Regions from separate parts of the Homo sapiens genome. Here region 1 is linked to region 2. Evidence: chromatin loops called from intact Hi-C (ENCODE). Cell type or tissue: dorsolateral prefrontal cortex. All regions are shown on one strand. Links, peaks and the distances in the headings refer to the core of each region. The heading gives the core; the rest is flanking DNA.

Evidence for each region. Hi-C counts contacts between places; a loop is a spot of excess contacts. Peaks named below come from ENCODE experiments on the same cell type or tissue, not always from the same donor. Only the 100,000 strongest peaks of a DNase experiment are listed, where the experiment ranks them.
Region 1: a loop joins it to region 2, with 5 times the contacts of the local background. A loop is called at or near these places in 3 of 110 quality-filtered maps.

The regions. Positions count from the first base shown.
Region 1 is chr5:87,539,699-87,542,616 of GRCh38, reverse strand. No RefSeq gene overlaps it. Among named protein-coding and RNA genes, the nearest start is that of LINC02488, 120 kb to the left of the region's middle. In dorsolateral prefrontal cortex, for the core only: CTCF peaks have their summits at 1,198 and 1,399 (motif pointing left); a DNase peak (open chromatin) is centred at 1,356; H3K4me3 peaks cover 1,217 bases; H3K27ac peaks cover 2,057 bases.
Region 2 is chr5:88,689,430-88,692,347 of GRCh38, reverse strand. All of the region lies in intron 1 of MEF2C-AS2 (MEF2C antisense RNA 2), which reads right to left. It overlaps GSCAR (glioma stem cell association long noncoding RNA), which reads left to right. Exons shown (of 3, transcript XR_007058863.1): 3 at 1-591. It also overlaps a transcript of MIR9-2HG not described here. Among named protein-coding and RNA genes, the nearest start is that of MIR9-2HG, 6.1 kb to the right of the region's middle. RefSeq lists a silencer at 931-1,157 and enhancers at 1,713-2,392, 2,393-2,918. In dorsolateral prefrontal cortex, for the core only: a CTCF peak has its summit at 1,204 (motif pointing right); DNase peaks (open chromatin) are centred at 1,217, 1,544 and 2,545; H3K4me3 peaks cover 2,500 bases; H3K27ac peaks cover 2,500 bases.

The DNA.
Region 1 (2,918 bases), core at 124-2,623, 1.1 Mb after region 2:
ATGTTAAATCACAGGGTGGTTAGTAAACAAATACAAAATTTTTTTTAAAGTTGTTACATACCACTGTATTGCTTTTTATTTAATTAATTACTGCCATTTTAATAAAAATATCTATATCCTCTTATATCATAGGATGGATTATTTCATATAGATAAGCTCATATGAAAACAAAGTAATCACAATGTCTCAAATGCAGAGGACTCATGTGTGTACGTTAATCAGAATATTCAATTCTACTTGAATAAGCACAATTTAATGCTAAACTTTTAATATTTTCTGGATGCATAACTATTCAATCAATGCTTTAAGATTACCCACTTAAGTCAAGTGTAATTGGGATATTGCCCCAAAAGTCTAATGGTTGCTTCCTTATTATAGCCTGGTGTTCAGATTTATGCAAATAGAAAACAATTTCTGCAGTATCCTTTAAAAATAAAAAAATAAATAAAGTATCTGATTGTGATTGCTGTTTTGCAGGTTCAGACATTTTAATGCATTCTTTCTTGGAAAAAAAATAACAACAACCAGGAACAATAATCACAGACAAAACTTTGCAACACCAATTGCTTTGAAAAGGAAACAAATATTTCCCACACACACAAGAAAAAATACTGTCCATTCCTGTCAGCCTTTTCAACCTCTTTTGTGTTCCAAGAAATTGTGAGTAATGAAAACAGGGCAGAGCCAATCAAATGGGTGTGTATACTAGTGCACTGCGAGAGTTGAAAGCTCTGCATTTAAAATAAGGTTTATGCATTATTCATAGACTATGCATGTTTATGTAAATTACCAAAGGCGGAAGTGTATATGAAACCAGAATCTGAAGTAAAATGACGATGTTATAATATACTGCTGGACTTGCATCTCGCCAATTCAACATACCTTCATTATACTATTCTTCAAAATTACATCGTATGCCAGTTCACACTAGAAAAACTAATAAAACTTTGAGACTTACACATATATATTTTTCAACATTTCTTTCAGATTCAATATATTATTAAACAGTGAAACTTAGCCATGTAAAATTCAGACAGCCTAGGAATAAAGATGTACACATACACTCCTGTAAGCGGTTGTTACACAAGTTGAGGGACATAGAAAATGGAGCTTAGAAATTTAATTTAAAGATAGGAAGGTTTTTAATATATGGGGATTTCTGCTTTTAAAAAAGAGAAAAAACTTGAACCCTTCCTTTTTCGGAAATGGAGCCAGTAAATTTTGGAAGGCAATATAGTATTTGGAAGGCAACCTCCCATCTAGCATGGAACACTGGAGTGGTTTCTGGCCAGCAATAATCAGCTCAGACTCATCTTCTGGGTTAAAGTGTTCTTTTGAATCAGTCATTGTGGGCTGCCAGCCAAGGGGAAGAGTTCATTTGCATGAGATCTCCACCTCCTGGTCAGCTCTGAAAATCTTGGCAGCTTAGCACTGCAATTGGCAAAGGAGTGTTTTTAAAAAAAATTAGTAAATAAGGGCTTCCAAAGAAAACATTGTCACTGAATTAAGTCCAATGCACCTGAAATACATTGCTCTGTTATCTTTTAAATTGTTATGAATATAGCAGGCATTTTAAAGTCATTTCTGTTTATTTCCTTCCTAATGTACTGTGTGAACCATTTTTCTCATGTGTTAACGTACTATATGCAAATGGCGTTTAATGTGTTTTATTCACAGAATGCATTTACAAATCATTTTGTGTGGGGGGAAAGCAGTTGTTTCACTTTTGCTGTGAAACTGAAAAGTAGGAGTATATATCACTACATTTCTAAAATGAGAGAAAATTTAAATGGAATGAGGAAAGCCCACACATGCTATAATAAAAATTGTCTATGTTCCTAATTCACCTATTAGTACCTTTTTCTCACTTCATAGATTTTCAAAGTCTGCTTGCTAAATTTCCCTCCCTAAGAATTTTAAGCTCTTGTCATTTGAAACAATTAGCTTTGCCATTATTTGTGCTTAGGTCCATGTGTACTGCTCCTCTTAGAAATCAAAAGAAACCCTCAGAAACAGCAAACACTTTTTAGTAAAGCAAGAAAATTAACTTAAACATTTGTGCTTTACGTACTACCAAAATAACTGAGAGTAATTTCTAACACATCTAGTCAACATATATTTCATTCATGGCATTTAAAGACTTTAAATAATTTGCAACAGAATTTATTTTTATATAATTCTTATACTCTAAACAATATAAAATCACTAGGTGTTTAAAAAATGCTGAGAGTAGGTTAAATACTGAAGGGGCATTCAAATTCCATTTAATATAATATTAAATATGTAACCAAAAAGGAACATAACTGTTACAAAAATAATGTAAAGAATGTGTACAACATAATATTTTTTTCCTGTTAATTCATAGAAATAGATCTCTAAATGGCTATTTTCATTCCACCTATAGAATGACCAGGAAAAATGTTGGCAATTACTCTGTGAATGGCATTCTACCCTGGCATGAAGGTATAACTAATTTACATATAACATTGTTGGAAATGAAGCCTGTGACATACAGATCATCACCAACATTGGGAATGCACACTGCCAATTGTACCTCCTCATACAAATAGATACTGCCACTTATGGATCAAAAGGAGTGTTGCGACTGTGGTCCTGAGCTATTAAAACATGTTACAGAACTTTAAAGGTGTTGTAGAAGAAGGGACTTTATCATTAGAAGGATATTTTTCCCTTTGTCATGTAAACTTACTCCATGGAAATATTTATGTTTTACCTACATTGTCATATTTTCCCCAAAGGAAAAAGGCATATAGCACAAAAATTAAAAATGTTTAATTATTTTATATGTTAGTAAAATGGCACTTCATATTTTTTAAATAATAGAAACACAATAAAGTCTTTTTTAAATTTTAGAATAGGAAAGAAAAAGAACAAAACGTAGATACAATCTACTAATC
Region 2 (2,918 bases), core at 218-2,717:
TGTGCTCACAGTTTGGGAAAAGGTAATGTCTCTGATCCCCCCATATCCACCCCTCCCCCAACCCTTGAGGACAGATTCGGGTACCGCAAAACCGCCAGGCACAGAAGGGAGGAGAGCTGGGACGGACAGGCTACTCCCGGGGAGGGGATCACCTCCACGTTCCCGCTCCAAGCGGCTGGTAGCTGCTAGTAATTCAGACTTCTGGCCTCGGAGGAAGAGTGCCAGGGAAGAAAGAGACTAAGAAATCCTCAAACGCCCGTAGAACAAGACCCGGGAGAAGTGCCCAAGTGGGCGCGGCCGTCGGCGAGGTCAGTTTAGCCTGTACTGGACCGTGGAACCCTGAGCGCTGAGGCTGTGGGGTCGCGGGATTCTACTGGGCCTCGCCAGCTTCCACAGTCTGCTGCGGTCTGTGGAATGGGGAAGGATAAAATACAGACTTTGGTTTATTTTAAAAAATGGTATTCTGCCTGAACTATCAGGTCCATGGTTTGCTTTTGGCGCTTGCAGAAGCACCAGGACGATCTTTCCAAAAATTTCTGCAGTAGTTTAACTAACCAATGAAATAAATGAAGGTTAAAAAACCAAAACAGATCATTTTCTCCTCTTGGCCTTTATTTTATTTTTGTTAAGCGAAGGGGTTCTTTTGTTCTTATTTTTGTCTTCTTATTTGCCTGAGGGGTGTGAACTCAGGAGCATCTGGACCTTTCCACACATCATTTGTTCGATTACTTTCTTGTTGTTGACCCAACTAAGCTTTTTACGTTTTTTTTTTCTCAATTCTTTACAGAAAAAAAAAAAAATCTTGGGAGTACTGATGAACTTTGTTTACAGAATCACACTCCGACTCCTTCCCCTGAATCGCTGGTGCCTCCGGAGCTTTGAAAGCCCTGCTTTTCTCTAGGTTCAGAAACCAAAGTTATTCACGCTCACTTCTCAAACCCTTTCCATATGTTCTTCTCTCGCTGGAAAAACTGATAAGTAACAATGTGTGTGTGCACGCGCGCTTAAATTGCGTTTAGATTTCAGATACATCAGAAGAGCTAAGGTCTTTGGTCGACACCACTTGCTGACGGCTCTTTCTCCCTTAAATTGGGGACTTGTGTCCCTCCCTTGCATTGGATTCAGAGGAGACACGCGAGCAGCTGCTCAGGAAAGAGTTTTCTCTGCTACACGCTCACTCGCGCTGCATATCTCCTCATGTCCACTAGAGGTCACTGGCCCCTCGCGGCTCGCGGTGCTACCGGCCGCCTCCCGCTCCTGAAGCTCAAATTAGCGCGTTAATTAACACCCGAGTCCATCAAGGCGCGTTCCTCAGTACAGTACTCCAGCAGGGCTTATATAGACAAACCAAACCCAGCCAAATCAAACCTCCCCAAATCCAACATTTCCTGCATGTCCAAAATGGGAGACAGGCGCCTGAGTAACCCGGGGCAAGGTATAGTGCAATCACGCTTTAACTTTTGTTCTGTGGGGCTTGCTAAGTTGCTGTGAAGATAACATTCTCTGCGAGCGCAGGTTCGGCGGGGCCCGGCTCCGTTCTCCAGCTCTTCAAGGCTGGGCAGCGTGAGTTTTGGCCCCCGCAGCACACTGGTCCTCCGAGCGAGTTTCTCCAACACGGTCGCTACGGGGAAGAGGGGCGCAGGTCCACACCGTCCTAGGCGCACACGAATGTAAAAGGAGAATATTTGTTTAGGATATGATGCACAAGAAAATGCCCAGATGTGGAGAAAAGAAATATAAAATATGACGTTTCTCCTGCCTTTTGATGAGAAATGGGGAAGGGGCGGGGGTTGACTGTGGAGACCGACGCCGGGAATTGACTCTGGTGATTTTAACGCGGGAGCTAGGGGGGTGGCTGCGATGTCCAGAGAAGGTCACTGACTCTTGCTTATTGTGCGTGTGTGTGTGTGTGTGTGTGTGTGTGTTTAAGGTCCACACGAAGCTTTGGGTCTAGCTTTTATTTTATTTTATTTTATCTCAACCAAAGCCCAATAAGCATTTCCCACTATGGACTGGGAGGAATTAGTCACGTCTCCAGGGCCTCAACGAAATCCTTAAGGACTGCATGAAACCAAGCCCAAGTTACATTCCAATAGCGCTGTCCACGATCGTGATATTTGTAAATCGCCATGACGAGTCCCTTTGACATGGTGCCCTAGTGAGTGGAAGAGGCGCCTCTAGAGCTCTTAATTCTTTTGAGAAAAAATCTTGGAAACATTAATTCGCGTTCTGACAAAAGGGTTTACAAGGCTCGGGGTCTTTTGCCTTAGCGGGGAGCAGGAAGTTTGGAGAGGAACAGTGTGGATTCCTAGGAGTTTGGGGACTGACCTTTGTTTTTCATGGGATCATTGGTGCGGACCCCAAAGATCGGGACGGTCGGGCCTTCACTAGAGAGGGATCCAGCGTGTTAACCACCGTTTGCCCCAACTGTTCAGCCGTAGGCAAAATTAGCCTGCCGCGCCCTCATTGCGGGATGGGGCTTCTCCTGGGTTAGTTTAATGATGGCCGATTAATAAAGCCATTGTCCGCCTTCAGGCGAAAGCAGCAGCCGGGGCGGGTTATGGGCCGCGTCCACGTGTTAGGCCACGCCGCAGGCACCTCCAAGGTCCGCATCAATAGCACCCAGGGGGCTGGCGGGAGTGAGAGCTTCCGGCAGCCCCGCGGCAGATGAGTCCTCCGCTGGTGACGGGGTCGGAGGGGGCATCCCTGGAAGCCCGCCCCAGTCTGGAGGAGAAAGGGGCGTCCAATGCTTCCTGATAAAGCTCTGGGACTTCGAAACTGCGGCTATTTTTTTTTTATCGCAGTCCCAAATTATTAGGGAGCAACCCTTGGAGCATTCCCTGCAGAATCCAATCCCTACCTGAACCCCCAATGAGGGGCCGCCCCCCATCCCACACTTCGTTCCTCTTCCCCTTCGC